Regions from separate parts of the Homo sapiens genome. Here region 1 is linked to region 2. The links are chromatin loops, found by intact Hi-C in ENCODE. Cell type or tissue: K562. All regions are shown on one strand. Links, peaks and the distances in the headings refer to the core of each region. The heading gives the core; the rest is flanking DNA. Region 1 holds the start of LOC107984950 (a long non-coding RNA gene). Region 2 has its middle 27 kb from the start of KLF17.

Region 1 (16,263 bases), core at 3,462-11,461, 560 kb before region 2:
AAAATTAGTTTAGCTCGCAGGCCATACAAAAATAGGCAGTGGGCTCAGTTTGGCCCCGGGGTTGTAGTTCGCTGAGCCCTGGATCAGAAGAGGAAAGGGCGTGGACAAGGTATTTACTTTCCTCACTTGGGCTGTCTTCGAGTCTCTAAAGAAAGGTGCCCTTGTGTTGGTTTGTCCGGTGACCCCATGGTGCCTCCTGCAGAAAGGCAGCTGGAGCAGCACGGGGTGGGAACTGGTGCATGCGTGCTGGCAGGATGCCTGGGCCTGGCACCCGTTGTTCCCTGCCTGCAGCAGCCGGAGTGCTGCTGACTCTGGATTGGGCAGTCACCCCCGCCCCCACCCCAGCTCTGGTGTTGACAGTCCACATCTGTGTTTCAGAGAACAGCCCCAGCCCAGGTGGGAAGGAGGCAGAAACTCGGCAGCCTGTGGTGATTCTCTTGGGCTGGGGTGGCTGCAAGGACAAGAACCTTGCCAAGTACAGTGCCATCTACCACAAAAGGGTGAGTACTCTGGTGCCCTCTCCCCTGGGCTGCCGTGAGGGCTGACCACCTTTGAGGCAGGACTGGGAATGGCTTTAAGAACAGCCTCTAGAGTTCGAGACCAGCCTGGCCAACATGGTCAAACCCTGTCTCTACTAAAAATACAAAAATTAGCCGGCCTGGTGGCACGTGCCTGTAATCCCAGCTACTTGGGAGGCTGAGGCAGGAGAATCGCTTGAGCCCAGGAGGTGGAGGTTGCATGAGCAGAGATTGTGCCATTGCACTCCAGCCTGGGTGACAGGGTGAGATTCCGTCTCAAAAAAAAAAAAAAAAAAAAAAGCCTGTGAGGAAGGCCATGGGGTTATAGGGACTTGGTGGGATTATCCCCACTTGGCTGCCAGCTCTGTGGCCTGGCGTGACCCCTTTGGTCTCCTGATGGCTTCCCCTTCCTTCCTCCCTGCATTCCACAATGGGCAGCCCACCCTTGATGTGCCCTACAGTTGTAGAGTCAGCCCAGGCTCCAGTCCCTATTAACTGGCCAGTGCCTCTGCGGGCAGCAGGAGCCAGGGCTGGGTGTCTGGACATAGCTTGTACTCCCAGGACCTCCTCCTTTCCCACCAGGTGAGTTTCTGTCTTATGACTGCCCATGGCACCTTTCACATTCCCAGACTAGTAGGGCCTCTTGGAAAAGAGATTCACGCTTCTTCTCATCCAACCAAGGTTGGATATAGAGACTGTGGTAACTGCAGAGGGCCTTAGCAGGACCTGGTTATATTTTGGAAGCCTCTCTCACATCTTGGGCCTCCAGCTCCACCTTCCCCTCCTCAGCCCAGATCTCTCCCCCAAACAGCCTCCTGCAGGGGTACCCATACAGACAGCTCCAACTGCCAGCTGGAAGCCTTGGACTGAGCAGTGGGGGGGCACCTGGGAGAAAGGCCAGCTGAGCCCCCTTTCCCTCAGCATCCCTCCACTCACCCACGTCCACATCCCGCCTGACTGAGGTGTGTGGTGGCCCTGGAATGGGAGAGAGACTGGGGGAAAATGTAGTTCTGAGCTTGAAGTCTCTCCCCGACCTCCGAGGCTGGGGCTCTGGTGTTGCTTTTTACAGACAGCCTCACTGCGGGCAGTTTCAGCTGCGAGTTCTGCTCACTGGGCTCGGCTTGTCTGGCTTCTTCATTAGCCTGAGATCCTTGAGGGCAGGCAGGGGGACCAGGAATAGTCAAGTATGGCTGGGATGAAGAATGAAGGGACAGGTACCCGGCAAGAGGTGGGGCTTGGAGGGGGTCCTCAGGGTATTTAAGCAGGGATGTGATGTTAGATTCGTGAATCAGAAAGTCCCTTTTGGCCTGGCGCAGTGACTCATGTCTATAATCCCAGCACTTTGGAAGGCTGAGGCGGGCAGATCACTTGAGGTCAGGAGTTCAAGACCAGCCTGGCCAACATGGTGAAACCCCATCTCTACTAAAAATACAAAAATTAGCCAGGCATGGTGGCGCACACCTGTAGTCCCAGCTACCAGGGAGGCTGAGGTGGTAGGGATCGCTTGAACCTGGGAGGTGGAGGTTGCAGTGAGCCGAAGTCGCACCACTGCACTCTAGCCTGGGCAACAAAGTGAGACCCTGTCTCAAAATAAACAAAGTTCCTTGCTGCAGAGTAGCGGGGAGATTGGAGGGGTGGGGCAGGAAGCCAGAAGTGAGTTTAGAGGGGCTTGCCATGATCCAGGGATAGAGGGTAGTCAGGACCTTGGAGTTGGGGGTGTCGGTAGAGGTAAGGTGATGGATTGAGGAGTTTGTCAGGAGGTAGAATGGTAGTTTAATGAGAGATTGGGCATGGGCACAGGGATAGGGAGGTTCCCAGGGTAATGCCAGGTTTCTGGCTGGGCACCTCCTGGGTAGAGGGGGGTGTGTTTTTTGAGACCGGAACACTAGAAGAGAATCCATAGGCTCTGGAGTGGATGAGATCCCCCAGGGAGTGTGTAGAGGGACAGAAGAGGGCCTAGGACAGTCCTGAGGAACCCAAACTTAATGGAGTGGAAGATGAAGAGGGTCCTACAAGGAAAGGAGGAGTGGCCAGAGATGGATATGAAAACCCAGGAAGGTGTGGCAGAATCTGCAGAGTCTTTGGGAAATGGGCCGTTGTACAGGGCAGGGGTAAAGATGCTACTTGGGCAGAAGGCATGAGGGAGAAAGTAGATGGAGTAAGATCCCAGAGAAGGCAGAGGTGTTGAGGTTGCAGGGTTGGGGGAGGGGTAGTCTTGGAAAGGAAGACTTTCCAATAGGGAGGACAGGATGAATGTAGAGAAAAAAAAAAAGTCCAACCCAAAACTCTAATATTTTATTATTTAAAAGAAAACAAGGTGGATGCTGTGGCTCATGCCTGTAATCCCAGCACTTTGGGAGGCTCAGAAAGGAGGATCACTTGAGCCTAGGAGTTTGAGACCGGCCTAAACAGCATGGTGAAACCTGATCTCCACAAAAAAAATTGAAACAATTAGCCAGGCACGGTGGTGCGTGTCTGTAGTCTTAGCTACTTGGGAGTCTGAGGTGGGAGGATCACCTGAGCCTGGAAAGTTGAGGCTGCAGTGAGCTGTGATCGTGCCACTACACTCCAGCCTGGGTGATAGAGTGAGACCCTGTCTCAAACAAAACAAGCAAAACAAAACAAAAACACCATATTCTAGCACCTAGAGATGACCTCTATTTACACTTAGTGTATATCCTTCCAGCTTTTTGGGGGGGTATATCTTCTCTTTACCTACATGAGACCTATTGAATCTACTGCTTTGTATCCTGCTTTTTTCAGATCATGATCTCCACCTTCTTGTTTGATCTCATTTAGTTTCCAGTCCATATTCAGATTCCCTAATTGTCCCTAAAGCATCCTTTACAGCGGATGTGCCCCAAACAGGATCCAATCTAAGATCACACATTGCATCTAGTTATTTTGTTTCTTCTTAAGGCTCTTTTAAATCCAGAACTCTTCCCCTCCCCACCTGATTTTAGATTCAAGGTCTCACTCTGTCACCCAGGCTGGAGTGCAGTGGTGCAATCATAGCTCACTGCAGCCTCAACTCTTGGGCTCAAGCAATCATTCTGCCTCCAGCCTCCCGAGTAGCTGGGACTGCAGGCATGCACCACCACGCCAAGCTAGTATTTTTTTTGTTGTTGTTCTTTTTTTTTTTTTGAGAGAGAGTCTTGCTCTGTCGCCCAGGCTGGAGTGCAATGGCGTGATCCCGGCTCACTGCAACCTCTGCCTCCTGGGTTCAAGCAATTCTGCTGCCTCAGACTCCCAGGTGTCTGGGATTAGAGGCATGTGCCACTACGCCTGGCTAATTTGTGTATTTTTAGTAGAGACGGGGTTTCATCATGTTGGTGAGGCTGGTCTCGAACTCCTGACTTCGTCATCTGCCCACCTCAGCCTCCCAAAGTGTTGGGATTACAGGTGTGAGCCACTGTGCCCAACCATTTTTTTTTTCTTTTTTAGAGATGGGGTCTCCCTATGTCGTCCAGGCTATAGAACAGCCCCTTTTTTCATGTTACTGGCTTATTGAAGAGACTGGGCTGCAAGATAATATTTCTAGGAGTGTGTGATTCCAGATGCTGCCAGGGAGAAACATACAGTGGGGACTGAAAGGCCTCTGTCAGATTTGAGCATTTGGGAGAATGTGGGTGGCCTTAAGCAGCCTCCTCTTCAGAGTCTTGGGAGGGATGCTTAGGCACTCCAGGGCTAGGAGGTCAGGCGGCTGATGGCAAGGTACCTCTGCTGACCATCCCTGTTTAGCCATGGGTCATTTAACTACTGTGGCCATACGATTTTCTCCTTGTCACTACCACATCACTAATTACTGCTGCTGTTGGTTGAGAGTTTACTTTGTGTCAGGTACTGCTTTGATCATTTGAGATACATTTTTTTTCATCTAATTTTACCCATAACCTTATGAGGTGGGTGTTATCCCAATTTCACCGTAATCTTATAGATGGGGACCCAGACTCAGAAAGTAGTAAGCTGCTCCTTGTTCTTACTATTGATACATAGTGGTGCCAGGAGTTGAACCCGGACCTGTCTGACCCCAGCACTCTCCAAAGTCACATTCCCCTGACAAAGGGCCCTTTGTCTCTGAACAGGAGGATGAGAGGGGATTAGGAGCCAGGCATGGTGGCTTTTCTAACTGACCTAGAAGGGGACCTGTGTGGAGATTGTGGCACCCTTGGCCCAAGCGTGAGGAATATAGAAACCTAGAGGGAGTTTGGGCCCAGATTATAGAATTCGAGGAACAAGTGTTTACTGTATTTGGAATTTCAGGGCAGATATGAGGAGTGATCCCAGGCCGGGGAACCAGGGACATTTGAGTGTCAGGTCCCTGAGTCCAGAGAGTATGGACTCTGTTTTTAGGAGCCTGGGAGAGAGGGAAGGTGACAGTGACCAGTGATGAAAGTGATGTGGGCCTGGCTCAGAAGTGGCCTCTGGTGGTCAGGGCTGGCGCCTGCAGGCCAGCTCTCGGGTACTGGTCTCATGGGGGTACTACTTCTGTCTGGGAGGTAGGGACAGTGCAGATCTGAGGTGCTGGGACAGGGTATAGCCAAGCAGTGAGGCCCCATCCCAAATGTGCAAGGCCTAGGATGGGAGTGCGGGGCACAGACAGGAGGGAACCAGAGTAAAGAGACTTCCTCTGGTCAGCCCAGGTGTCTCCAGTATATGCTTCAGGCTCTGGGCCTCAAATACCACTCCAGGCCAAGAGGGCTTGGCCAGCATGAAGCAATTAGTCCAAAAATGGGCCTTAAGTATACCTTCCCTGCCCAGAAGGCACCTGTGTCTGTGGGCAGCGGGCTGGTGGGCTCAGGCTGAAGCAGGACCCAGAGCATTGCTGACGCTGTGGGCCCCATGGCCTATGTCCTACAGGCTGGGGTTGCTGGGCCCCTCTGACCTTAGCTTGTACCCACTACCCCCACCTCATCTGTGAGGACTGACCAGGCCTCTCTCCCCAGGGCTGCATCGTAATCCGATACACAGCCCCGTGGCACATGGTCTTCTTCTCCGAGTCACTGGGTATCCCTTCACTTCGTGTTTTGGCCCAGAAGCTGCTCGAGCTGCTCTTTGATTATGAGATTGAGAAGGAGCCCCTGCTCTTCCATGTCTTCAGCAACGGTGGCGTCATGCTGTACCGCTACGTGCTGGAGCTCCTGCAGACCCGTCGCTTCTGCCGCCTGCGTGTGGTGGGCACCATCTTTGACAGCGCTCCTGGTGACAGCAACCTGGTAGGGGCTCTGCGGGCCCTGGCAGCCATCCTGGAGCGCCGGGCCGCCATGCTGCGCCTGTTGCTGCTGGTGGCCTTTGCCCTGGTGGTCGTCCTGTTCCACGTCCTGCTTGCTCCCATCACAGCCCTCTTCCACACCCACTTCTATGACAGGCTACAGGACGCGGGCTCTCGCTGGCCCGAGCTCTACCTCTACTCGAGGGCTGACGAAGTAGTCCTGGCCAGAGACATAGAACGCATGGTGGAGGCACGCCTGGCACGCCGGGTCCTGGCGCGTTCTGTGGATTTCGTGTCATCTGCACACGTCAGCCACCTCCGTGACTACCCTACTTACTACACAAGCCTCTGTGTCGACTTCATGCGCAACTGCGTCCGCTGCTGAGGCCATTGCTCCATCTCACCTCTGCTCCAGAAATAAATGCCTGACACCTCCCCACAACCTGCAATCTGTCGGGCACTCTTCTCGTTCAACTCCCTGTAGCCCTTTGGGACTTTGCGGTCCCCTAAGTAGAAAATTCCTATGGGCCTGTCTCCTGGGGGCCTCTGTCTGCTGGTGGTCTGCTTACCACAGAATCCTAAGGGGCAGGAGTGCCTGGGCATGTGTCTGTGGGAGCCTTGCAGTCAGTTGTGTTTGGACAAGTGCAACAGTCAGGCTGCTGATTCCTGTGGCATGCAGGCTGTAGAGGTTGACAAATGGAGGGGGGTGTTGAGGGTGAGCCCTAGTTGATTTTTTAAAATTTAAACTCTGGTAAGAACATTTAATATGAGACCTACTCTCTTTTTTTCTTTACTTATTTATTTATCTATTTATTTCAAGACAGGGTCTCACTCTGTCACCTAGGCTGGGGTGCAATGGTGCAATCATGGCTCACTGCAGCCTCAACCTCCCAGGCTCAAGTGATCCTCCCACCTCAGCCTCCCAAAGTGCTAGGATTACAGGCATGAGTCACCGCGCCTGGCCAAGATCACCTAACAAAATTGTAAGTGTGTACGATACTTAAAATTTAAGAGATTATGTGCACGGCAGACCTCTAGAACTGAATAGTCTTGCATCTTGCATAATTCAGAACTTCATCATCTTGCATAACTGAAACTTTGTGCCTGTTACCAGAGTTGAGTTTTGATTCCTTGAATGGAAGGTGACCTTTGTGGGGAGATGCCAGAGGGAAGGTATATCGGTCAGGGGTAGCGTCAGGCTGCGGATAGGGGCTATGATCTTTGCTCCAGCAGGGCGAAGCCCTACAGTGTAAAGTACCATTCACATGGCTCCCACTTGGCAGTTCACTCAGAGAGGCTCCTCTGACCCCATTGCCTGGGAGTCTGAGGTAGAAGCCAGATGAGGAGCTGAGGTTAGGGGCCTGCCTGGCTCTACCACACTTTGCTAGGAAGCCGCTGGGTCTGGGAAAGTTGCAAGCTGAAAGTTGCCAGAGACAGTGGGGGGCAGGAAGGCAGCAGCATTGTAACAGGAGCTGGGATGAGCTAACTCCCAAGCCCTAAAGACCAGAACCAGGGTAAGGGGATTTGGGCTGAAATAGCAAACTCCTTCATCTTCTGGAAGGGAGACCCACTTAGATACTCTCTAGGCAGAAGAGGTGAATTCAGCCTGATAGTTCAGTATCATTGATCATTCTAGAAGTCACTACTGCACAATGTTGGCATATAGTAGGTATTCAATAAATATTTGATTGAATGAGCTTACCGTGGTGATCACGGGGCTTAGGGGGCAGTGAAGGAGATGGCTAGAAAAGCTCTGGATGGGAGCTGACTCTTGGGGATGATGGATCCTTTGTCCCCAGAGCCGCGTTCTGTCTGCATCCCATCAGTCCTTGGTGAGTCCCCACTATGGTGGCAGGGATTCCCATGCTGTGTGGCTGCATTCCTAGCCATGGCCAACAGGTGGCAGTGCAGCCTGTGCCATGAGACAGCTCAAGGCTCCCACAGCAGGGCGGGCTTCAGTGGAATGCCCTCACTCTGGGTTAATGGCCCCTTTTAGAGACCATATGGCCCCCAGGGTGGCAGTAACCAGCCATCAAGGACCTACTGAGTCCAAGCTTGTGGGAGGGGAGACTAAAGACATCAAAGAAGTCGGCCTGACAGGAACTGGGCATTAAGAGCCTCCTCTTCATCTCTCCGTTGCCCTCACCTACCCACTCTTCTCTTCCAAACCTGTTTCTTTCCCAAACCCTCAGCCATCGCTGGAGCTGTTCCACCCGCCTCGACAGAGGCTGTGTACATCCCCAGGATCCCTGTGTTCAGGATATTGGGTGCCATCAAACTGGGCGTGGAGCTGTGAAGGGCCTTTGCTGGGCTCCAAGGGGGACTTGTCTGTGCTTCATCTGGGTGCAAAGGGTGGCAGGAGCTGCCAACTGGACCCAATTCTGAGGAATTCACTGTGGGTATCCCAGAGAAAATGGGCAACTAAGGCTGGGGATTTGGGCAGATGGGCCTGGTGTGCAAGGTGTCAAAGCAAGTCTGGAGTCATGGGGCTACTCTGGGGCCTTGACTGTTTTTCTCCAAACAGCTTTCTGTTGTGGGTGAAGACTTACATGTAACTTTTAGCACCTGCCTGGGAGGCATCTAGGAAGCTGAGCTACCTCACTGGCAGTGGGGAGCTGTGGGGGTCAAAGTGCCATCTCTCCAGCCTTGGTTCTCTGAGCACATGGGAGACTTGAAGGTCCATCCTGGATAATAGGGTTTCCATTCTTTCCATTTGAGAATCTAGGCAGTAGCTACACTGGGATGATGGTCACTAGAGATACATTTGGAGAATAGAACAAAAGCCTGGGAGGCTGATAGGGTGATCCCACTGTGGTCTCTGGTATGTTTCAGGGGACCAGAAAGGGATAGAGGCCTGGGGCTTGTGTTTGTACCCAAGCTTGTGGCCACTCCTAGCCTAGGTTGGGGGATAGAGCTTGCATCCCCTCTGTACCCCCAAGCTCTGACCTCTTCTGTGATTAATGAGCTGACGATTCTGCATCGATAAAGAATTAACCTAGAGCCCCTACCCATCAATAGTCAGGAGCCCAGATCCCCAGCCCCACCCCCCTCCAAACCAAATGCTCCACGGCCCCAGAGCAGACCAACCCTGCACAGTGTCATACACCTATAGCTAAGTCCTTTCCCCCATCCTGCCACCAGGAATTAACCCCTTAACTGCCTCAGCCCACCTCCCCTAGTTAGCTCCCCCACCACCCCACACACATAACACACAGGCAGCAACTGTTTATACTGGTTTAATCCATGTCAAATGTAGTTTACAAAGGGAAAGGACAAGTACCTTTGTATAGAATATACAGACACAGCATCACACCACAGGGCCCACGGGAGGGTCGGGGAGACGACACTTTTTCCCTGGGAAAGGCAGCTCTAATCCCAGGAATGGTTCTCAGCAGAGGCTGGGTGGCCAGGAGCACTGTCCTCTAGCCCCCTAACTCAGCCTCTGCTTCAGCTCGGTTCCCATTTCCTGCCTCTACCCCCCAACTCCTTATAAAGAGCCCCATGAGCTAAGACTAAGGAGAGGATCATGTCCCTTGGGGCGTGTGCCCCATGTCTGGGAGAAGAAATATACACCACTGAACACCGAGCACATGGGAGAGGGAAGGGACACCACAGGAGAGAGAGAGGCAGGTACCCCAAGAGGTGGATGGGCCGAGCTCCCAGCCAACCCTGAAGGAGGCGCTGCTTCCAGGGGTTCTTAAAAAAGAAGAAAATCATACAACCAAAGGGGGAGGGGACAGGTAGAGGGCGAGGAGTTGTCCCATTTATACACAACATTGTAAACATACACGGTCTATATTACATGTGCTTCAGTCTGGTGTTTGCATGTCTGTCTGTCCGTCTGTCAGTATGGGGGCTGGATCTTAGGAGCCGTGCCCCACTACTCCCCCAACCCCCACCTCCCTGCCCCACCCTGGGAACAGAGCTGGAACAGGTATGGCCCCCAAACCATAGGTGGGAGCCAGCAGGTAGTGCCTGGGCCACAGCCTCTACTCTGGCTCCAGAGTCCTGCGTGTGTAAATGTGTGTGTGTGTACGCATGTTTGAGTATGTGCATGTATGTACATGGGGAACCTGTGTGCAAGTATGTACAAAGGGAGACGGTCACTGTCACAGAGGCTGGGGGCAGGTGGGGCTGCTGGAGGCGAGGCCTGCCTGGGGCAGATAGCTCACAAGTAGATCCTCCGCAGGTCTCCGGGCGCTGTGATCGTGTTGCACTGAGGGCAGAGCTTCTTGGCACCCTGCAGGGAGAACAGGGAGGGCTCTGGTCTACACAATGAGCCATGTGTGCGCATGTGAGCACCTGGGCCTGCAGCCATGTCTCTCTGCACCAGTGTGTGCTGAGACCTTGGTCCTGTCAGCCCAGGCTGGGGACGCATAGGCAGCTTCTGTGAGCAGGCAGGCACGCTCCTGTGTTGGGGGGACGCCAGGATCAAACCGCCTGGCCAGCCCCGCAGCAGGAGCCCCAGTAATGAGAACAAGGCTGGGTCCAGCTGTGGCAGCCGCAGCCCTAACGAGATTACACGCGGCCTTTGATCAGGACACAGAGCCCACGTCCGAGCCTTTTATTACTGTCTCCGGGCGACATTTTAATGGCTGCTCCTGAGCGAAGAACAGGGGCAGGAGCAGAAGGAGCTTAGTAATGGGAGGGGGAGGGGCCAAGGCCCTGGTCCTGTTTACCTACAGCCAGCCTCCTCCTGACCCCAGGCCTCACCAGTCTGTGTGATGCAGTGGGCCTTCGGGGACCGGGGCGGGGAAGGGAGAATGCAGTGAACTCATGGAGGGGGAGAAGTTCCTAAACCTGCAGTTGGGGAGGAGAGGCAGCGAGCCTGGGGGTAAATATCCTGCGGGTAAATATCCTGGCTCCTGGCTCTGTTCTCCTTTGCGCCATGCTCCCCACTTCCCCCAGGCAGGCTCAGGCATAAGCACAGACATCTGGGCAGTGCCCGGAGCGGCCTCCCATTCCCCGACCCCCATGCCACCTCACCAGGGTCCGCAGCCAGCACTCCTCGCAGTGCACGTGCCAACACTGGATGGACGTTAGGGGCATCGAGTACGAGTCCTAGGGAGGAGGGGGCAGAGAAGGGGTCACTCTGAGGTAGGCCCACCCTCTCCAACTCCCCCAGAGGGCGTGGAAGCCTGACCAAGGGCACCCCTAGGTTCTTTTCTACTCACCATGCAGATGAGGCATTTGTAACGGTCCCCACGAGATAGCTGCCGTTCAAGTTCTCTGACCCGAGCCTTCAGAGCCTCAAACGTGGTCACAGCTGAATCTTCGGTGATTCTGTAAAAAGGAAGGCATGGTTGGGTAGCAGGCTGGCATCTCTCATCTGTACCTCCAGCCTACGCCTCCCTTGAATTCCAGAACCAAATACATAAATGTCCCCTAGGCATCCCTGCCTGCCCCCTTTCTCTGATAACCTGAATCTGCAAATTCCACATTCCAGAACTAAACTCCTCACCCTCTCTATTCCTCCATTCCCATTCGGATGAATTTCTACACCAGATACCAGGGAACCATTTTCAACCACTCCTTCGCAGTCTTCCCAACCACCCAAATCTGTCATCTCTCCTAGTATCTCCGGCATCTCTCCTCACCACCATGAGTCCAGGCTCTCAGATGTCTTCCACCAATTCCACCACTAACTTTTTCCAGACAGCCTTTCTGCCTCCAGGCCCCTCATCTCTATTCCACTCTCCCAGCGCCTAGAGGAATTTATGTTCTCAAAGCAAATCTCTCGTGGTGTGACTTCCAACATTCCAATGTCCCCCTTGGAGTAGAGAGCTCCACTACACTCCTTGGTCCAGCCCCAGCCCGCCGTACCCCTGAGGACCTTGCCACGCATTTTATGCTCGACTCCTATGTGTCACCATCCACGCCACCTTTTTCACTGCCTTGGCCTCTGCACTGTGATCCCTCTGCACCCCCTCGCCTGACTCACTAGCTCTGCCTCATCATTCAGATCTAGTTTTGTTCCCATGCCCTCCCAGAAGCCTTTTCCAGACCCCTGAGCCAGCACTGCACAGTGGCTCTCACAGCCCCCCGTGTGAACTCCACCACAGCAGTGTAAAGTTCCTGAGTATGGGTTCCCTGAGGGCGGGCTGCTCACTCCACCAATACTGACTATGGCCAAGAGCCCCACCTCAGGCATGGGACGTGAGCAAACACCTGCTGAAGAAAGGGCCCGTCCAAACTCCAGGGAGAGGGGGACAGATGCAGGGACTAGGCGTGTCCCACATGATCTAGGTCTCTTTGCCACAGCCCTGGCCTGCCTCCAGGGCTCCTTGTTACTTCCTAGATATATCAGATGCCCTGGTAGTCCTGTGTGTGGGCCAAGCCCTGCACCTGAAGGTCCCTCCTGCATTTCCAGGACTCCTTGGGCTGCACTGCTGAACAGGGAATAGCTAGGACTCTCTCAAGGAACCTTCCCACCCTCCTAAAACAAATGAACAGGATCCAGGGGAGCTCACAGATGGAGAAGAATGCTTCCTGGAAAAGTAGAAAAGATGGTATAGGAGACTGGCCTTAGGGAATAATAATGATAATACAAATAAAATAGCTAAAATTTATTAAGCACTTACTAAATGCCAGAGATTGTACTGAGGGATTGATAATTATCTTATTTACACCTTACAAAAACCCCATAAGATTCTAATATCTCCATTTTATATACAAAGAAACTAAAGCACAGAAAGATTAAGTAGCTTGCTCAAGGTCCCCACAGAGTCAGGGAGATGGGATTCAAACCTGGCAGACTGATTCCATGATCAACTAATAACTGTGTGATTGACCATGACTATACTGGCTACACCCAGGAGGAGGTGGGGCTCCAGGCCAAGGGAACAGCAGAAACAGAGGCCAAGAGGCCCAAGAGCCCAGTCTGGCTAGAAGGCCCACATGTAGGCAAAGTGCTACAGTAAGAAAGGAGATGGCATGCAAGAGGACCTCAAATGCCACACCTGAAGGAGCTGAAGTTTATCTCGTGGACAGCAGGAAGCTGCTGAGGATGCTGGAAGAGTGGGGGTACGAACAGCTCAGGTTTCACAGATGTACTCAATCAGGAAGCAGAGGCTGGACTGAGGCGGGGGAATCATAAGGGACGTGGACTTTGGGCAAGGACAGTCTCCTGGGGGCACCTGTTCTGCAGTTTAGGGGAGACAATTGGCTCAGGAAGCTTGAGAGCTTACAGGTGGCCTGTCATTGCTGGATGTGAGTGGTAATGGGAGTGCAGGGAGGGTAGTGGTCCCATTTCATGGGCAATACAACTTCAATCTCTGGCCTTTTTCCTTTGGGGAGCTAGCAGCAACACAGAGCGTGACTCCTTAGTGGCTGTGTCCTTGTATCAGGGACACTTAAATCCATCACCCTAGGGTCCATGATTCCCTCTGCCTTGCCTCTTTCCAGGGATGCCAAGAAAGGCTCTGACTCTTTCCTCCTGGTACTGGCTGATTCCCTGGGGGCTTCCATTTAGCTCTCTGGCTCTGGAAGCCTTTACCATCCCTTCCCTCCTCACAAGCCTCCGAACAGCAGGCTCCTTCCCTGGCATTTTGCACAATGCCATATGTGCCATCCCCATCTGGATTACAGGTAAATTCCTGATAAGGAGACAAGGATTTGTAGCTGTGCTCCCTTCCACTCCAAGGACTAAGCTGAGAATTTGCCTAGTCCTATATAGTTATGTCAAAGATGGGGAAACTAAGGCCTGCAGCTGGGGGCAGCCTACACCAGAATGGAGAACTAACTCCCAAACCCCAAATCAGAGAACTAGAGCTGGAATGGCAAAGAAGGATGAGGCCAGGAGAGAATGAAGCCATTTCCCATGCCATCTCCAAGAGCTACAAGGCCCCACTGAAGGCCAATAGCCAACTCCAGAGCCTACCTATCCTGGATGTGCTCAGCACACACCTGCCCTCCAATCTTGGCTCTGGCGAAATACCCAAGCCTCCAACCCCTGGTCCAGGCTGGCTGTGAGCTATTCCTGAGTCCCTCCAGGGCATGGGGTGGGGAGATTCCTGGAGGAGCCATGGCATCCTACCATTCCTTTTCCCTGAGTAGTAAAACAGATCTAGGGCAAGAAATAGAGAAATCACGGGGACTGATGGGCCCCAGTCTCAGCAGATCCAGACCCAGTGGAGAGCTCTGCACATGACTGAGCCAGTCTCCACCTCATCATAGAGATCCCTGCCTACGGGTGCCTGTGCTCACACAGGTGGGACAGAAATCCTGGCTCCCCCCAGCCTTGGGTGGGTTGTACCTTCATGGAAGCCACTGGCTCTGCCCCCACCTCCCCCTCGGGCGCCATCCCTGATTAATGATCTTGTCTTTCTGATTTATGAGCAGCCCCTCCAGACGAGGGTGGGTGCCCCTTACAACCCCGCCCGCCCTGCTCAGCTGGAGTAGGAGAGAATTATTAAATAAACATCCATACGTCATTCCTCCCCACCACAAGCTGGTTGCGCAGAACCCATACGGCCCGCTCCGGCGCTGACACGGAGCAGCTGCGGTGATTCATGGGCAGCCGGGCCCTGCGCCGCGGCCCATACATCATGCCAGCAGCACTCGCGGCCCCGGCCGAGATAAACTGATCAACCACAACGGGCTGGAATGAATTTATGACAACACAAAATGGAGGGAAACAAATGGGAGGTGACCCTGGGCCACCGACCCGGCCCTGCACCGGCCTCCAATCCACTCTCCTGGCAGGAGGCAAAGATGGAACACTGGCCCTGGAATGAAGAGGCTGCCTTTTAACCCCAGGCAACCTAGCCTGCAGTCAGAAGGTGGGGTGGGTACTGGAGTTAAGCAATGACCAATGGCAGCAGCACCAGGCAGCCTAGACTGGACAATGCCATCTCCTGAGGCCAGAACTGGCCTTCCTTGGGCTTCTGGGAAGGCAGGAAGATGCCCAGCTGATACCAAATCTTTGTGGTTCCCAGGGATCCAGGCCAGGGGTTGCTCAGCCCTGGGCAAAGTGCTAATGGATCCCTTTTCCTCTGCCAGAGAACCCAGGCCAAAAATTCCTACCAGAAGTGATGATACCCAATGTTCCTGCCTAAAATCCACTGCGAGTGCCACCCGGGACAAGAAAAATGAAACCAATTTAGCTCCCGATTAAGAAACAGAAACTGGAGATGAATCAAGTGTGCCGGCTGGGCTGGGCGGCCATACATCACATTCCCCGGGCGAAGGCCGCCGCAGCAGGCGGGCAGGCAGGCAGGCAGGCGGGTGGACTGCTCCTCCCACCGCCAAGGCTTCTGGGGCCGTGGCCCAGTGATCAATTCACAGAGTCACGCTTAGCACCAGCTGGGCTCCACTGCCGGCCGTGTGCCCAGGGCAGCAGCACTGAGCTGCACTTGGGAGGGCCAGAAGCCCTGGCAGCAGGCCTTCCTGCTAGCAAAGGGCCCCTCCTCCCACTGAACTGTGGTCCCAGGGCTCTCTCCTGGCCAAACACTTACTTCTCGATGTCGCTGTTCTTGCAGGTCTTCTGCATGGCCTCCTGCTTGCTGCTTTCACCATTGCTGGTGGATGGCATCTCTGCTGGGACAGAGGGGCAACTCACACTCCGGCCAGACTGGGCAGCACAGGTGAGGGGTTGGGCTTGAGTCAGTCACCACCATCTAGGGATACCCCCTCTCCCCCATTACTCCTAACCTGGGGCAGGACTTACCATCACTGGCCCATTTAGAGAACTCAGGTGTGATGCGCGTGCTGGGAGGGCCGCCACTGGAGGAAAGGAGGGAGGAAAAACAAAGTGAGGCCTGAAGGCGGGCAGGACAGCCCTGAGGGTCAGTACTGCGTTAACCCCTGCCTCAGGGCTTCCTGTTTCTCTGCTCCACCCGCCCAAGCCTGTGCCCACACTTGCTTTAGGACTGCGCCCCGAAGTGCCTCTCTCTCCTTGGCTTCACCAGGCTCCTCGCCTGTGCAGGGGATGACATCAGCCTCTGTGTATCTGGCATGGTGGTCAAGGACAATGGATCCTAGTTTGCAGCAGGCTATGAGGGTTGAATCCTCAGGAGAGCATGGCCCTCCTGGCCAAAGCTGAGACTCTGGCCCGGGGGGTGGTGCAGGTGAATACTAGAAGAGCTACTTTTCTTATTCCCTGTGCCTGCCCTATCAGCCCCACCAGCCCCCATAGTGCTCCAAGGATACTGTGGCTTCCCATACTCCAGAGTGTCATCCCCATCCACATCCAAGTCAGCATCACTGTCCGGGTTCTCTTTGCCGCTGCACATGATGAAGCCAGAGCCTGTGGGAAGCAGGGTGTGAGGAGGGCCTGGGGACAAGACGAGGCCAAGGGTGCCCCTCCTGTTGCCTCCAGGTAGGGGTTAGGCTTTGGACCTGATAAGGCCCAGAGGGAAACCTGGGCCTGGGATGTATAGAGCCAGATACTTCAGTGCCCCTGACCCTGACATTTCAGGCCCTTCACTCTGCAAACCTCATCTTTCTCTGCTACTGCATGCTGCTCCAAGTGGTCTCTGCTCATAAACTAGCCCATTCATATATTATGTCACGTCCTCGGGGACACTCAGCCCA
Region 2 (16,263 bases), core at 4,007-12,006:
TGTCGCCCAGGCTGGAGTCCAGTGGTGCAATCTCGGCTCAACCACAACCTCCGCCACCTGGGTTCAAGTGATTCTCCTGCTTCAGCCTCCCAGGTAGCTGGGACTACAGGCATGCACCACCACACCCAGCTAATTTTTCTACTTTTAGTAGAGATGGGGTTTAACCATGTTGGCCAGGCTGGTCTCGAACTCCTGACCTCCTGAATCCTGATTCACCCGCCTTGGCCTCCTGACTCCTGATTCACCTGCCTTGGCCTCCCAAAGTGCTGGGATTACAGGTGTGAGCCACTGCACCTGGCCCAGGTCTCATTTATTTCCTGTCTATTTTGTTATTCTTGCACAAATGAGTAGGTATATGCATATTTTCTTTTTAAAAATATTTATTTATTTATTTAGAAGACTGTCTTGCTCTGTCATGCAGGCAGGAGTGTAGCAGCATGATCACAGTTCACTGCAACCTCAAGTTCTTGGGCTCAAGTAATCCTCCCACCTTAGTCTTCCAGGTAGCTGGTACCACAGGTGTGAGCCACCACGCCTGGCTAATTTTTTTATTGTTTGTGGAGACGGGGTTTGATGGTGTTGCCCAGGCTGGTCTCGAACTCCTGAACTCAAGCAATCCTCCAGCCTCAGTCTCCCAAAGTGCTGGGATTACAGGTATGAGCCACCTTGTCTGGCCCACATTTTCTTGTTTTCTCTTTCTCACACAAAAGGTAGCACATTATAGATACTCTTTTGCACTTTGCTTTTTTCATGTAACACTGTATATTGGTTGGCTGGCACAGTGGCTCATGCCTGTAATCCCAACAACTTGGGAGGCCAAGACTGGCATATCTCTTGAGGCCAGGAGTTTGAGACCAGCCTGGGCAACATGGTAAGACCCTGTCTCAAAAAAAAAAAAAAATTAAAGTGAGTAAGACCTAAAATCTGTTAGAAATATGAATAAAAGATGGCTGGACACAGTGGCTCACACCTGTAATCCCAGCACTTTGGGAGGCCGAGGTGGGCGGATCACAAGGTCAGGAGATCAAGACCATCTTGGCTAACATGGTGAAACCTGGTCTCTACTAAAAATACAAAAAATTAGCCAGGCGTGGTGGTGGGCACCTGTAGTCCCAGCTACTCAGGAGGCTGAGGCAGGAGAATGGCGTGAACCCAGGAGGCAGAGCTTGCAGTGAGCCGAGATCGTGCCACTGCACTCCAGCCTGGGTGACAGGACGAGACTCAGTCTCAGAAAAAAAAAAAAAAAAAGAAATATGAGTAAAATACATGAATAAATACATCACAAAAAAGATTTAAAAATAATCTTTTTTAAAAAAAATAATAATAAAGATCAGAAGAGAAATAAATAAAATTGAGACTAAAAAAGTGCAAAAGACCTACAAAACAAAAAGTTGTCTTTTTGAAAAGACAAACAAAATTAACAACCCTTTAGATAGACTAATTAAAAAAGAGAGTGACCCAAATAAATAAAATCAGAGATGAAAAGGGAGACATTACAACTGATACCACAGAAATTCAGAGTCATTAGAGACTATTATGAGCAACTATATGCCAGTAAATTGGAAAATCTAGAAGAAATTGATAAATTTTAGAAACATACAACCTACCGAGATTGAACCATGAAGAAATCCTAAACCTGAATAAACAAACTGACTAAAAAATTAGTTAGGCATGGTGGCACATACCTGTGGTCCTATCTACTCAGGAGGCTGAGGTGGGAGAGAGTGCCCAGGTGTTTGAGGCTGCAGTGAGCCATGATCACACCACTGCACTCCAGCCTGGGCAACAGAGTGAGACTCTGTCTCAAAAAGATCATTCATCATGATCAAGTGGAATTCATACCAGGGATGCAAGGATGGTTCAACATATGTAAAGCAACAAATATGATACACCATATCAACAGAATGAAGGACAAAAACCATAAGATCATTTCAATAGATATCAAAAAGCATTTAATAAAATTCAACATCCTTTTATGTTAAAAACTAAAAAAATCTGGGTATAGAAGGAACATACCTCAACACAATAAAAAATCATATATGACAAACCCATAGCCAGTATCATACTGAAAAGGGAAAAACAGAAAGACTTTCTTCAAAGATCTGGAACAAGACAAGGAAAACTACTGTCACCACTTTTATTCAGCATAGTACTAGAATATACCTATAATGTACCCACAAATTTTTTTTTAATTTCATTCTTTTTTTATTATACTTTATGTTCTGGGGTACATGTGCAGAACATGCAGGTTTGTTACATAGGTATACACGTGCCATGGTGGTTTGCTGCACTCACCAACCTGTCGTCTACATTAGAATCAATATCGTGAAAATGGCCATACTACCCAAAGTGATTTATAGATTCAATGCTATCCCCATCAAGCTACCATTGACTTTCTTCAGAGAATTAGAAAAAACTACTTTCAATTTCATATGGAACCAAAAAAGAGCCCGCATAGCCAAGACAATCCTAAGCAAAAAGAACAAAGCTGGAGGCATCACACTACCTGACTTCAAACTATACTACAAGGCTACAGTAACCAAAACAGCATGGTACTGGTACCAAAACAGCATGGTACTGGTACCAAAACAGAATGGTACTGGTACCAAAACAGATATATAGACCAATGGAACAGAACAGAGGCCTCAGAAATAACACCACACATCTACAATCATCTGATCAACCCGACAAAAACAAACAATGGGGAAAGGATTCCCTATTTAATCAATGGTGTTAAGAAAACTGGCTAGCCATATGCAGAAAACTGAAACTAGACCACTTCGTTACACCTTATACAAAAATTAACTCAAGATGGATTAAAGACTTAAATGTAAGACCTAAAACCATAAAAACCCTAGAAGAAAACCTAGGCAATACCATTCAGGATATAGATATGGGCAAAGACTTCATGACTAAAACACCAAAAGCAATGGCAACAAAAGCCAAAATTGACAAATGGGATCTAATTAAACTAAAGAGCTTCTGAACAGGAAAAGAAACAGGCAACCTACAGAATGGGAGAACTTTTTTGCAATCTATCCATCTGACAAAAATTTATTTAATTTAAAAATTAAAAAAATTTTTTTTTAAAAACCGTAGGCTGGGCACAGTGGCTCATGCCTGTAATCCCAGCACTTTGGGAGGCCAAGATGAGCGGATCACAAGGTCACGAGATCGAGACATTCCTGGCTAACACGGTGTAAACCTCGTCTCCACTAAAAATACAAAAAAATTAGCCAGGCGTGGTGGTGGGCGCCTGTAGTCCCAGCTGTTCTGGAGGCTGAGGCAGGAGAATGGTGTGAACCTGGGAGGCGGAGCTTGCAGTGAGTCGAGATCGCGCCACTGCACTCCAGCCTGGGCGACAGAGCGAGACTCCCTCTCAAAAAAAAAAAAGAAAAATAAATAATAAAAATAAAAAACAATGTAGTACTAGAAGTCTTAGCCAGAGCAATTAGACAAGAGAAAGAAGTAAAGGGCATCCAAATTTGAAGAAGTAAAATTATCCTTGTTTACAGACAATATAATCTTAGATTTAGAAGAACCTAAAGACCACCAAGGCCAGGTGCAGTGGCTCACACCTGTAATCCCAGCACTTTGTGAGGCCAAGGTGGGTGGATCACTTGAGGCCAGGAGTTTGGGACCAGCCTGGGCAACATGGTGAAACACTGTCTCTACAAAAAATAGAAATGTTAGCTGGGCATGGTGACACACGCCTGTAGTCCCAGCTACTCGGGAGGCTGAGGCAGGAGAATCACTGGAACCTGGGGGGCAGAGGTTGCAGTGAGCCAAGATTGGGCCACTGCACTCCAGCCTTGGCAACAGAGCAAGACTCTGTCTCAAAAAAACAAAACAAAACAAACAAACAAAAAACTCCACCAAAACCTCTCAGAACTGATAAACAAATTCAGTAAAGTTGCAGGATATAAAATCAGCATACAAACTTTGTCATTTCTATATGCCAACAGCTGAACAATATGAAAAAAAAACCCCAAGAAAGTAATCTCATTTATAATAGCTACAAACAAACAAACAAAAATAGATAGGAATGAACTTAACCAAAGGAGGGAAAGATCTCTCTACAATGAAAACTGTAAAACATTTATGAAATAAATTGAAAAGGATACCAAAAAATGGAAAGATATTCCATGTTCATGGATTGGAGAATCAATATTGGTAAAATGTTTATACTACCCAAAAAAATCTACGGATTAAATGCAATCCCTATCAAAATACCAATAATTTGGATAGAAGAATATTTGAGGGATTAAAAAAAAGATATAAAAGGCTGGGCATGGTGGCTCATGTCTGTAATCCCAGCACTTTGGGAGGCCAAGGCAGGTGGATCACCTGAGGTCGGGAGTTCAAGACCAGCTTGACCAACATGGAGAAACTTCGTTTCTACTAAAAATACAAAATTAGCCAGATGCAGTGGCGCATGCCTGTAATCCCAGCTACTCGGTAGGCTGAGGCAGGAGAATCACTTGAACCCAGGAAGTGGAGGTTGTGATAAGCTGAGATCACGCCATTGCACTCCAGCCTCGGCAATAAGAGCAAAACTCTGTCTCAGGAAAAAAAAAAAAAAAAAAAGATATAAATAGGCCGGGCATGGTGGCTCATGCCTGTAATCCCAGCACTTTGGGAGGCCGAGGCGGGCGGATCATGAGGTCAGGAGGTTGAGACCATCCTGGCTAACACAGTGAAACCCAGTCTCTACTAAAAATACAAAAAAATTAGCCAGGTATGGTAGCAGGCACCTGTAGTCCCAGTTACTTGGGAGGCTGAGGCAGGAGAATGGCGTGAACCTGGGAGGCAGAGCTTGCAGTGAGCCGAGATCACACCACTGCACTCCAGCCTGGGTGAGAGTGAGACTCCGTCTCAAAAAAAAAAAAAGATATAAATAAAAAAATAAAATGACATTTTTCACAAAACTAGAAAAAAATATTCTAAAATGTGTATGGAACCACAAAAGACATAGAACAGTAAAAGCCATCCTGAGCAAAAAGAACAAAGCTGGAAGCATCACATTACCTGACTTCAAATTATACTACAGAATTATGGTAACCAAAACAGCATGGTACTGGCAATAAAAACAGACACATTGCCCAGTGGAACAGAATAGAGAACCCAGAAATAAAATTAATGCATTTACAGTCAACTCATTTTTGACAAAGGTGCTAAAAACATACATTGGGGAGAGGATAGTATTGTCAATAAATGGTGCTGGGGAAAATGGATAGCCATAGTCAGAATGAAAGCAGACCCCTATCCCTCATCATACACAAAAATCAAATCAAAATGGATTAAAAACTTAAACCTAAGACCGGAAACTATGAAACCACTAAAAGAAAACATTGGAGAAACTCTCTAGGACACTGGTCTGGCAAAGATTTCTTGACTAAGACCACAAAAGCACAAGGCAACCAAAGAAAAATGGAAAAACAGGATCACATCAAGCTAAAAAGCTTCTGCACAGCAGAGGAAACAATTAACAAAGAAAAGAGACAACCCATGGAATGGGGGAAAATATTTGCAAACTACCCATCTGACAAGGGATTAATAATCGAATACATAAGGAGTTCAAGCAACTCAATAGGAAAAAAAAAACAAATAACCTGTGTTTAAAATGGGCAAAAGATTTGAATACACATTTCTCAAAAGAAGACATACTAATGGTCAACAGTCCTGCAGTCAGCCTGCAAAATCGTGGTATATGAAAAGTCACCCCTCCATATACATGGGTTTTGCATCTGGCGAATATTGTTTGATCAAAAAAAATCCACATCTAAGTGGACTCACGTAGTTCAGACTCAGGTTGTCCAAGGTTTAACTTGGACTGTTTCTTCTCTGTCTTCCATTTCAAGCACTTTCTCTCTGACTCTTTTTACTTCTGAAGAAAACAGTACACTAACTTGGTAAAGAGATAACTTCCAATGAAAAATATCTGAGCTACAACAGACGCAGAGAGAAATCTTATCTGAAACTTCCCTTATCTGACTAACTCAGAGCCTTAGGAGACATAGCTGCCACAAACCCTCCTCCAGAGGTCTCTGGTCACAGAAGCACTGACGTTGAACATCAAGACACTTTTTAAAAAATCGTATAAAGATGAGTGCGGTGGCTCACACCTGTAATCCCAGCACTTTGGGAGGCAGAGGCAGGTGGATCACTTGAAGCCAGGAGTTTGAGGCCAGCCTGGCCAACATGGTGAAATCCCGTCTCTACTAAAAATACAAAAATTAGCTGGATGTGGTGGCAAATGCCTGTAATTCCAGCTACTCGGGAGGCTGAGGCAGGAGAATCGCTTGAACCCAGGAGGCAGAGGTTGCAGTGGGCAGAGATCGCACCACTGCACTCCAGCTTGGGGGACAAGAGTGAAACTCCGTCTCAAAAAAATAAAAAATTGTATAAACAAGACTCATAAGAAGCTTCCATTCTTTGAAGTCCTAAAGCCCCGCTGGGGTAGTATATAGGTTGGTACATAAACTTTTACCCCCAGCTGTTCAGGGAGCTACTCTCTCTATAGGGTACGCCCACATGTGTATTTTCCCCCTGTTACTCTATTGCCATTTAATTCACAGGCCCCCAACCAGCTGGACTTAGGTTGGTAGAGGAGAAGTCTTTCTTCCCAACACTTTTCTCTTGATTTCATTTTCATCCTCTTGGTTTTTCCAAAGCAAACATGGACAAATAGGATCACATCAAGCAAAACTGTCTTTCTTCAATGCCCCTTATTACATTTCCACTTGAATTTATTCTCCTTTGAGTACCTTATAATGTAGGCTTTATTTCTGAAATCATTTTGTCTGTTCCTTCTTTCCTGAGTTCAGTGAACTCTTAATTTATTCCTTCAGAGCAGGGGGATGCCCATTTGCTTTTAATTTTTGAATTTTGGTTTCAAGATGGTTTTCCTTTTTTTGTTTTTTTGGGGTTTTTTTTGATAAATTTTTGAAGTACAAGTATAATTTTGTAACATGAATAGATTACATAGTGGTCAAGTCAGAGCTTTTAGGGGGTCTATCACTCAAGTCACATATATTGTACCCCTTGAGTAAAGGGTACCCAGCTACTCGAAAGGCTGAGGTGAGAGGATTGCTTGAGCCTAAGAGTTCAAGTCCAACCTGGGCAACATAATGAGACCCTGTCTCAAAGGAAAAAAAAAAAAAGCTAAAGAGTGATTTGTCATATCCTCAAATGTTTGCCTGAAGACGACAATTCATTGAGTTTGGTGTGTTGTGTTACAGCATTTTTCTTCTGCTTCATGGTAATTTTTCTTTTGGGGGGAAATGTAGAAATGTTCATCACTTGAACTATTTTGGTTCTCATTTTCTATTTTCTTATAGAAACGTTTAATCTGTTTTTGGCTATTTATTTTTTGGAATGAGAGTGGTCTCCAAGATTCTTAGTTGAATGGCGTCCCCTTCTGTCAGTGTAGTGAAGTACAAGTTTTTTTTGAGACGAAGTTTTGTTCTTGTTGCCCAGGCTAGATAGAGTGCAATGGCTCGATCTCGGCTCACCGCATCATCAGCCTCCCGGATTCAAGTGATTCTCCTGCCTCAGCCTCCCGAGTAGCTGGGATTACAGGCATGCACCACCACGCCCAGCTAATTTTGTATTTTAAGTAGAGATGGTGTTTCTCCATGTTGGTCAGGCTGGTCTCGAACCCCCGACCTCAGGTGATCCGCCCACCTCAGCATCCCAAAGTGCTGGGATTATAGGTGTGAGCCACTGCACCTGACCCAAAGAGCAAGTTTTTTTTTTTTTTTTTAATGCAGTAGTTCTTTTTAAATTTGGGGGAGGGAAGTGGGCAGAGAGAGAGAGAGAGAGAGAGAGAGAGAGTGTGTGTGTGTTGTTGTTGTTGTTGTTTTTTGGGTTTTTTTTTTTTTTGAGACAGAGTTTTTCTCTCTCACCCCCCAGGCTGGGGTGCAGTGATGCCATCCTAGCCCACTGCAGCCTCGAACTCCTAGGCTCAAGCAATGAATACAGCAGTTCTTAAAGTGTGATTCAAGAACCGTTAAGGTCCCCAAAATCTTTCAAGTAGCTGCAAAGTCAAAACTATTTTAAGAATATACTAATATGCTTTTGTCTTTCTGACCTTCATTCTCTTAACAAGTATGGAGCTTTCTTTTTCTTTTCTTGTTCTTCTTTTTTTTTTTTTTTTTTTTGAGATGGAGTCTCATGCAGTGGCACGATCTCGTCTCACTGCAACCTCCGCCTCCCAGGTTCAAGAGATTCTCCTACCTCAGCCTCCCAAGTAGCTGGGATTACAGGTGCGTGCCACCATGCCTGGCTAATTCTCATGTTTTTAGTAGAAACAGGGTCTCACCAGGTTGGCCAAGTTGGTCTCAAACTCCTGACCTCAAATGATCCACCTGCATCAGGCTCTCAAAGTGCTGGGATTACAGGTGTGAGCCACAGTGCCTGGCCCAGAGGTATGGACTTTTCTAGGAGCTACAGGACATGTGATATTGCATCAGACTGAATTTAGACATGCAGATATAAGACCAGCTGTCTTCTGTTTAGCCAGATATTAACAGATTTGTAAAAATGTAAAAAAAATGCCACTCTTCTCATGAAATTTTTTGTTTTGGAAAATATAGTTATTTTTCATTTAAAAATTAGTTATGTTAATATGGAATTGGTTTATTATTCTTTTTAAATTAATTCCTAAAATACTTTTTAAATTCTCAGTTTTAATATTGAATATAGTAAATGTTGATAGATATAACCTACAAATACAAAAGCTCTTTAGGGTACTCATTTTAAGAGTATAACAAAGTCCTGAAAACAAAAAAGTCTGACAACTGCTGCTTTAATGGATGGCTCTGTGTGTGTGTGTGCATGCGTGCGTGTGTGTGTGTGTGTGCGTGTGCATGTGTGTGTGTGTGGTGGGAATTGTATCTCCTGCAAGTTTTGGGTTCTGTTTTGTGTTACATGCCCTACATTTTCCTCTTTTGATTCTTTTTTTCTCCCCCTGGGTACTCACTGGTTATAGCACCTTTTGATTCTTTTCCCCTTCACCACCTAATCTTCAAAGTGTGCCTCTCCTTTCCTTTCTTGCATTCTATTTCCCCAGAAGCGCGACTTTTCTGAGGTTGTCTCCTTGAGGCTACGCTGCCCTTTTCAGTCCCTCCCCGTGGTCAGTGCTCTGATCTACAGGATTCGTTTTCGTGTTGTTTCTCTTAGGGCGGACTTTCTCTTTAACACAATGATTTCAGATCAATCTTTGGCCTGCTGTTACCTGCCCCCTCTTCTCTTCCACAGTTTTTCCAGGACTGCCCTTGCTCTCCACAAAGATTTGCAGTAGAACTGTGAAAGCCATCTCACTGGAATTTGGTGTTTATTTTTTCTACTTACAGGTAATTTAAAGTTTAGGAATTCTCTGTCATCCAGTTATGCTGAGAATTTAGTTTTTGTTATTATTTTTTTCTGTATCAAGAACCAGGAGTCAACAAATCTTTTCTTTTTTTTTTTTTTTTTTTTTTTTTTTTTTTGTAGAGACAAGATCTCACTGTGTTGCCCAGGCTGGTCTAGAACTCCTCAAGAGATCCTCCTGCCTGGGATTACAGGTGTGGCAGCACCTGGCCAGCAGATTTTTTCTTAAAAGGGCCATATAGTAAATAATTGAGGCTTCCAGGCCATACTGTCTCTCTCTCTTTTTTTTTTTTTTTTGAGACAGAGTCTCACTTTATCACCCAGGCAGTGGCATGGTCAGAGCTCACTGCAGCCTTGATCTCCCAGGCTCAAGGGATCCTCCCGCATCAGCTCCCCGAGTACGCCCGGCTAACTTTTTGCATTTTTAGTAGGGACAGGTTTTCACCATGTTGGCCAGGCTGGTCTCGAATTCTTAGACTCAAGTGATCCGCCCCCCTTGGCCTCCCAAAGTGCTGGTATTACAGGCATGAGTCACCGCACCCATCCCATACTGTCTATCACACTACTCAACCTGCCTTTGTAACATGAAGCACTCATACAATGCATGAACTAATTGATGTGTTGACAAAAACAGGTGCCTAGCCCACAGGATGTTATTTGCTGACCTTTGTTCTATATGGTTGCTTGGGATATGAAGCGATTCCGATTTGGACAGCCACTATTATCTTTGGCAACTCAGAAGTTCATAGTGATTTGTACGGGTTCTTTATGTTTGCAAAATAAAATACAACTCTCTTTGTGGCAGACACAGAGACGCACTGCCCAGATCCCCCTTCAAGGAAGAACTTGTTGCCCAGCTGCAGGGAGTGCATTAGGCAGACAGCCTCCAACTGTCAGCTATTTCAGGATCTGCCTCATCTGCAGAGAGCTGCTTCACCCAAGGTCATACGCTTCCCAGCAATCCGTAGCTGGTAGAAAGGCCCAGCTATTTTGGCCTAACTTAGAACACTTTGATGTACAGTGTTTGCTCCAGAGCTCCCTGCTGGGTTGGTTGAGGCTTTGTGGGGCCTGATTCTCAGTTCAAGTTCTTCCTCTGCCCAATCCTGCTTCCTTCTCCTTCCTTTCACAAGAGTTGATCCCTACTAAGCTTCTTGCACCTCAGATTCCATCTCAGCATCTGCATCTGGAGAATCCAATCTGTGACCCTCCTAGTAGTTACATGCATTGCAGATATTTTCTTCTATGACTTGTGTTTGGTTATGCTGCATTTTTCCCCCAACACAGTGTACCCCTGCCTTATTGCCCTTATTTTACCTTAGGTTATGCTCCCTCCTTCTTGAAGATTTAACACCTGGCTCACTGTGACTCTCTTCAGCACCATTCATGTGATAATTCCTGCTAATTTCAGTAGAGATATTCCTTCTAATGCTTTGGCCTGTCGGTTCCTTAGCATACCCTCCTCCTGTGGTCTTTTTATCCACTAAGTCAGCCACTCATCCCCATAGTCATACCCTAGATTTTGTTATGACAAATTATTGCAACCCTTCTTTGCTCCCAATTTCACACACCCCATTCTCCAATCAGCTCCTCCTATTTTCAGCTCACACCTAACGCTCTAGCTCCAGTGATCATTACCTACAGTGCATTCATCTTACCACTGTGCCCTCATCTATCTCACTCCTTCCTGTTGCAGACTAAATTGTGCCCCCCACCAAAGTTCAGACATTGAAACCCTAACCCCCAATGTGACTGCATTTGGAAATAGGGCATGTGAAGAGGTAATTAAAGCTAAATGAAGTTGTAAGAGTGGCCCTATCGCATAGGACTAGTGTCCCTATAAGAACACGAAGAAATCACCTTAGACAAGGCTGAGAAAGGGCTGCAGGGCAGTGGGAGTGCAGACTGAAAAGATGCAGACCACTGGGCTTCTACTTCTGTTTCCATTTCTGATCCGGCCTGCATCTGCCTCCTTCCTGAACAGGCCAGAGAATTCATCTAAATAGCCTAAGCAGGCTGGGTGCTGTGGCTCACCTGTAATCCCAACACTTTGGGAGGCCGAGGTGGGCAGATCACCTGAGGTCAGGAGTTCAAGGCTAGCCTAGCCAACATGACAAAACCCCATCTCTACTAAAAAAATACAAAAATTAGCCAGGCATAGTGGCGCCTATAGTTCCAGCTACTTGGGGGGCTGAGGTAGGAAGATCGCTAGAGCCTGGGAGGTTAAGGCTGCGGTGAGCTGTGATTGTGCCACTGCACTCCAGCCTGGGTGACAGAGCAAGACCCTGCCTCAAAAATAAATAAATAAATAAATAAATAAAAATAAGAGTGCTTGGCAGCTTGATCAAGCTATGCCAGGAACCCATCTCTCAAGCAGCAGCTCTTCTCCTGTGCCATTGTCAGCTTTGTCCTGTCTGAGTCCATGGGACTCTTCTGTTTGATGGTGGTCTTCCTCATCCTCTTCATCATGTGAAGCTCCATGGAGATCACCTACCCATACCTGCTTCTGTGACCTCATGCCATTCCTGGTGTTGGAATGTGCCAAGGTTTGCCATTAAACACACATTTCTCATTTCATAATTTCATATATATTATATATATGTGTGTGTGTGTGTGTTTATATATGCGTGTGTGTGTGTGTGTGTGTGTGTGTGTGTGTATATATATATATATATATATATATATATATATATATATATATATAAAATATATAGGAAGAGGCACCAGAGAGCTCTCTGCATAGTCACAGAGGAAAGGTCATGTGAGGACAGCCAGAAGGCAGATGTCACAAGCCTCACCAGCAACCTACCATACCCTGCTTGTACCTCCATCCTGGAAGTCCAGCTTCTAAAATTAGAAGAAAATAGTCGGGTGTGGTGGCTCGCACCTATAATCCCAGCACTTTGGGAGGCTGATGTGGGAGGATCATTTGAGGTCAAGAGTTTGAAACCAGCCTAGGCAACATAGGGAGACCCTGTCTTTAAAAAAAATTTTTTTTTGTTTTAATTAGCTGGGTGTGATGGTGCACACCTGTAGTCCTAGCTACTTGGGAGGCTGAGGTAGGAGGATCCCCTGAGCCCAGGGAAGTGGAGGCTGCAGTGAGCCATGATCACACCACTGCAATACAGCCTGGGTGACAGAGCAAGACCTTATCTCAAAATAAACAAACAAACAAAAAAGATGACAAAATAAATGTCTGTCGTTTAAGTCACCCATTCTGTGATATCTTGTTACGGCAGCCTGAACTGACCAATACACTTCCTCACCCAGTTTAAATTCCATGCTCAATCATAATCAGCCATTGCAATTACCCTCAACTGTATTATCAACCCTCAATTTGTATTAGTTGCTTGGCAAAACCCAAACCCTTGTGAAATCCAGTTCTTCTATATCTACATCGATGCTGCCGAATATGGCTGAAGAAAAGCAACTGTGTTGACTGGACTGCTTTAAATTCATGACCACTTACCTCAAGTGGGCACTTAACTTCCTGGCAATTATTCTACATTTTTCTAGTCCATTAACTCTCCTCCTCTCTGAGTTAATTATTTCACAGCTTTTCCTCCCTCTTTATACATGTTCCATCCTAACTCTCTGCTGATGACCTTGTTTCTTATTTCACTAATGGAGGCCACCAGGAGAGAACTCCCACAGCCATCAAATTCACCAAGCCAACAGCATCCTTACACAAATCCTCTGCCTTCTCTCTGGGCTGGCTGTGCCCTCTCTTTGCTCCTGCAATTTCCCTAACTCTCCTATACTGTTGTTATTCACTCTCCAGTGGATAATCACCATCAGGATGCAAAGATGCTGTACTAGCTTCTGAACTCTCCAAAAACCCAGGAAACAAAAAGGCAAAGGCTAAGCTTTTTCTTATTCCCCCTTCCAGCTATTGTACTGTTTCTCTGCTTTTAATTTATTTTTATTTATTTATTTATTTATTTATTTATTTATTTATTTTTGAGATGGAGCTTCACTCTTGTTGCCCAGGCTGGAGCGCAATGGCGCGATCTCAGCTCACCGCAACCTCTACTTCCCGAATTCAAGTGATTGTCCTGCCTCAGCCTCCCGAGTAGCCGGGATTACAGGCATGCGCCACCACGCCTGGCTAATTTTGTACTTTTAGTAGAGACGGGGTTTCTCCATGTTGCTCAGCCTGGTCACAAACTCCCGATCTCAGGTGATCTGCCTGCCTCGGCCTCCCAAAGTGCTGGGATTACAGGCGTGAGCCACCACGCCCCACCGTCTCTGTTCTCTTTTAAAGCACAATCCCTCAACACAAGTGTCTATACTCAGCGTCTCCACTTTCCCTCCATCTGGTCTTCCCAGTGCCCCCTTGTCAGGTTTTCACCCCATGCTCCTCCAGGGCTAGTCTGCTCTTGCTTCCCGTCTTACTGGAAGACCAGCAGCATTTGACAGAGTTGGTCACTCTCTCCTCCTTGGACACCTTTTCTTCACTTGGTTTCCAGAACAGCATTATCTCCTGCTTATTGTCTTCCTCAGTCTACCTCAGTGAAAAGCTTTACTGGTTCCTCCACATCTCCCAGACCTCCAGTAATAACAGGAATGTACCATGCCATTGCTCTCTCTCTCTCCTTTTTTTTTTTTTTTTTTTTTTTTTGTTGAGACAGAGTCTCAATTTTATCACCCAGACTGAAGCACAATGGCATGATCATAGCTCATTGCAGTCTCGAACTCGTGGGCTCAAGCAATCCTCCCACCTCAGCCTCCTGAATAGCTGGGACTACAAGCAACACCACCATGCCCAGCTAACTTTCTATTTTTTATTTTTATTTTTTGTAGAGATGAGGTTTTACTATGTTGCCTAGGCTAGTCTTGAACTCCTGGGCCCAAATGATCCTCCCACCTTGGTCTCCCAAAGTGCTGGGATTATAGGCGTGAGCCACCGTGTCCAACTTCTCTTTCTTAATGGAATTTAGGCAAAAGTTATTACTCATGGCCTTGGAATGCTCTTTCCTCAGATAGCCACATGGCTCACCATTACTTCCTTCCAGCTTTCTTCAAAGATCCACTTCTCAGTGAAGCTTTGTCCTGACCACCCAGCTGAAAATTGCAATCCTCTTCTGTCTACCATGTACATACTCTCTATTTGCTTTCCTTCCTTTATTTCTCTCTGTAGGTGTGACCTAACATAACATATAATTTACTTCTGTACCTTGTTTGCTTTCTGTCTTCCCCTTTAGAACATAAGCTCCATGAGGGAAGGCGTTTTTGCCTGCTTTAGTCACTTTATCTCCAGCAACTACAACTATATGTATATATACACACACATATATATACACACACATATATATACACACACATATATATATACATATATATATATAGTAGGCACTCAATAAACATTCACTGAATGAATGAACAGTAATGCTCACTTGCCCATAAATACAAGTACCTCATCTTTTACCACAAAGGGTATTTGTAAATATTTAGGTTGTTTCTACCCAGATTATGGCTTGGTAATTCTTTTTTTTTTTTTCTAATTTTTATTTTTTTTCTAGGGACAGGGTCTCACTATGTTGCCCAGGATGGTCTTGAACTCCTGGGCTCAAGCATTCTGCCTGCCTTGGCCTCCTAAAGTGCTGAGATTACAGGCATGAGCCACCGTGCCTGCCTTCATGTATGTTTTTAGAACACAGAGAAAATGTGTTCTAAATGTGCTCATTGCTCAGCAATGAGCAAAGGCTTATGCAGTCACCACCAATCAAAAACTTTTTTTTTTTTTTTTGAGACAAGATCTTGCTCTGTTGCCCAGGCTGGAGTGCAGTGGCAGGATCATAGCAAGCTGCAGTCTTGACCTCATAGGCCTAAATCATCCTCCCACCTCAGCCTCACAAGTAGCTAAGACCACAGGTACAAGCCACCGTATCTAGCTAACTTTCAAAATTTTTTGAATTTTTAAATTTAAAAATTTTGAGGCCAGGCTGGCCTCAAACTCCTGAGCTCAAGCAATCCTCCCACCTTGGCTTCCCAAAGTGCTGGGATTATAGGCGTGAGCAACTGTACCTGGCAAAAACTTTTTAAGAGCTTCGCTTCCAGGATTAGGCAACTTTAACCTTCAACAGTGATCATAACCCTTAGTTTTCAGATCCGATTATAGGGAAATGTGTAATGTCTTACTGACACACTAATCCCATCACTGCTCACACCACCCACAATTAGCTGAGGATAGTAGAAAGCCAAAATGGGATTTTGAAACATAAATTGGTTAAAATGTATCGACCAAAATGGCCAGATGTCTTGCCTATAATTCTCAAGAATTGTGTACAGGCACATGCAACTTCCTTCTACAGTTCCAGTGACCATCCACTTGGAAAACATTTATGTATAAAATGGGATTTTGCTAGATATTCACAAAGCATTACTGAAGTGTGTCCAAACTTTCCATGCACAGAAACAAGAGTCTAAACAATCACCCTGGTGAAACTGAGCTGGAGGTTGAATATACATGAAGACTAATCAGAGGAAAGAAGCGTCACTTGAACTTTCCTAGAGAGGACGATCCCGGCTTGTACTCACCACCCATGCACCCTGGACCAGGCTTCTCAGCTTGAGAAGATGTCTGCCTCAGGGGCATGGCAGCTTCTTGTGCCATTTTTTTTTTTTTTTTTTTTGAGACAGAGTCTCGCTGTGTCTCCCAAGCTGGAATACAGTGGTGCCATCTTGGCTCACTGCAACCTCCAACTCCCGTCTTCAAAGGATTCTCCTGCCTCAGCCTCCCAAGTGGCTGGAACTACAGGCACCCGCCACCATGCCCAACTAATTTTTGTATTTTTAGTAGAGATGGGTTTCACTATGTTAGCCAGGCTGGTCTGGAACTCCTGACTTTGTGATCCACCCTCCTCAGCCTCCCAAAGCACTGGGATTACAGGC

What was found. A loop is a pair of places that touch in the nucleus more often than their neighbours do. Peaks named below come from ENCODE experiments on the same cell type or tissue, not always from the same donor. Only the 100,000 strongest peaks of a DNase experiment are listed, where the experiment ranks them.
Region 1: it touches region 2 in a loop (9-fold over the local background); 6 of 110 quality-filtered maps call a loop at or near these places.

What each region holds. Positions count from the first base shown.
Region 1 is chr1:44,644,411-44,660,673 of GRCh38, reverse strand. RNF220 (ring finger protein 220) reads right to left here. Exons shown (of 15, transcript NM_018150.4): 9 at 15,880-15,976; 10 at 15,593-15,679; 11 at 15,398-15,453; 12 at 15,186-15,264; 13 at 10,905-11,013; 14 at 10,717-10,791; 15 at 8,951-9,970. The coding sequence ends at 9,899. TMEM53 (transmembrane protein 53) reads left to right here. Exons shown (of 3, transcript NM_024587.4): 2 at 379-500; 3 at 5,465-7,427. The coding sequence ends at 6,115. It overlaps LOC107984950 (a long non-coding RNA gene), which reads left to right and starts at 11,008. Exons shown (of 2, transcript XR_001738031.2): 1 at 11,008-15,314. RefSeq lists an enhancer at 9,809-10,390. In K562, for the core only: CTCF peaks have their summits at 4,944 (motif pointing left), 7,630 (motif pointing right) and 9,405; DNase peaks (open chromatin) are centred at 4,943 and 7,633.
Region 2 is chr1:44,083,535-44,099,797 of GRCh38, reverse strand. It overlaps a transcript of KLF17 not described here. Among named protein-coding and RNA genes, the nearest start is that of KLF17, 27 kb to the left of the region's middle. RefSeq lists enhancers at 5,792-6,116, 9,647-10,365 and a silencer at 9,847-10,141. In K562, for the core only: a CTCF peak has its summit at 7,401 (motif pointing left); DNase peaks (open chromatin) are centred at 5,987 and 9,937.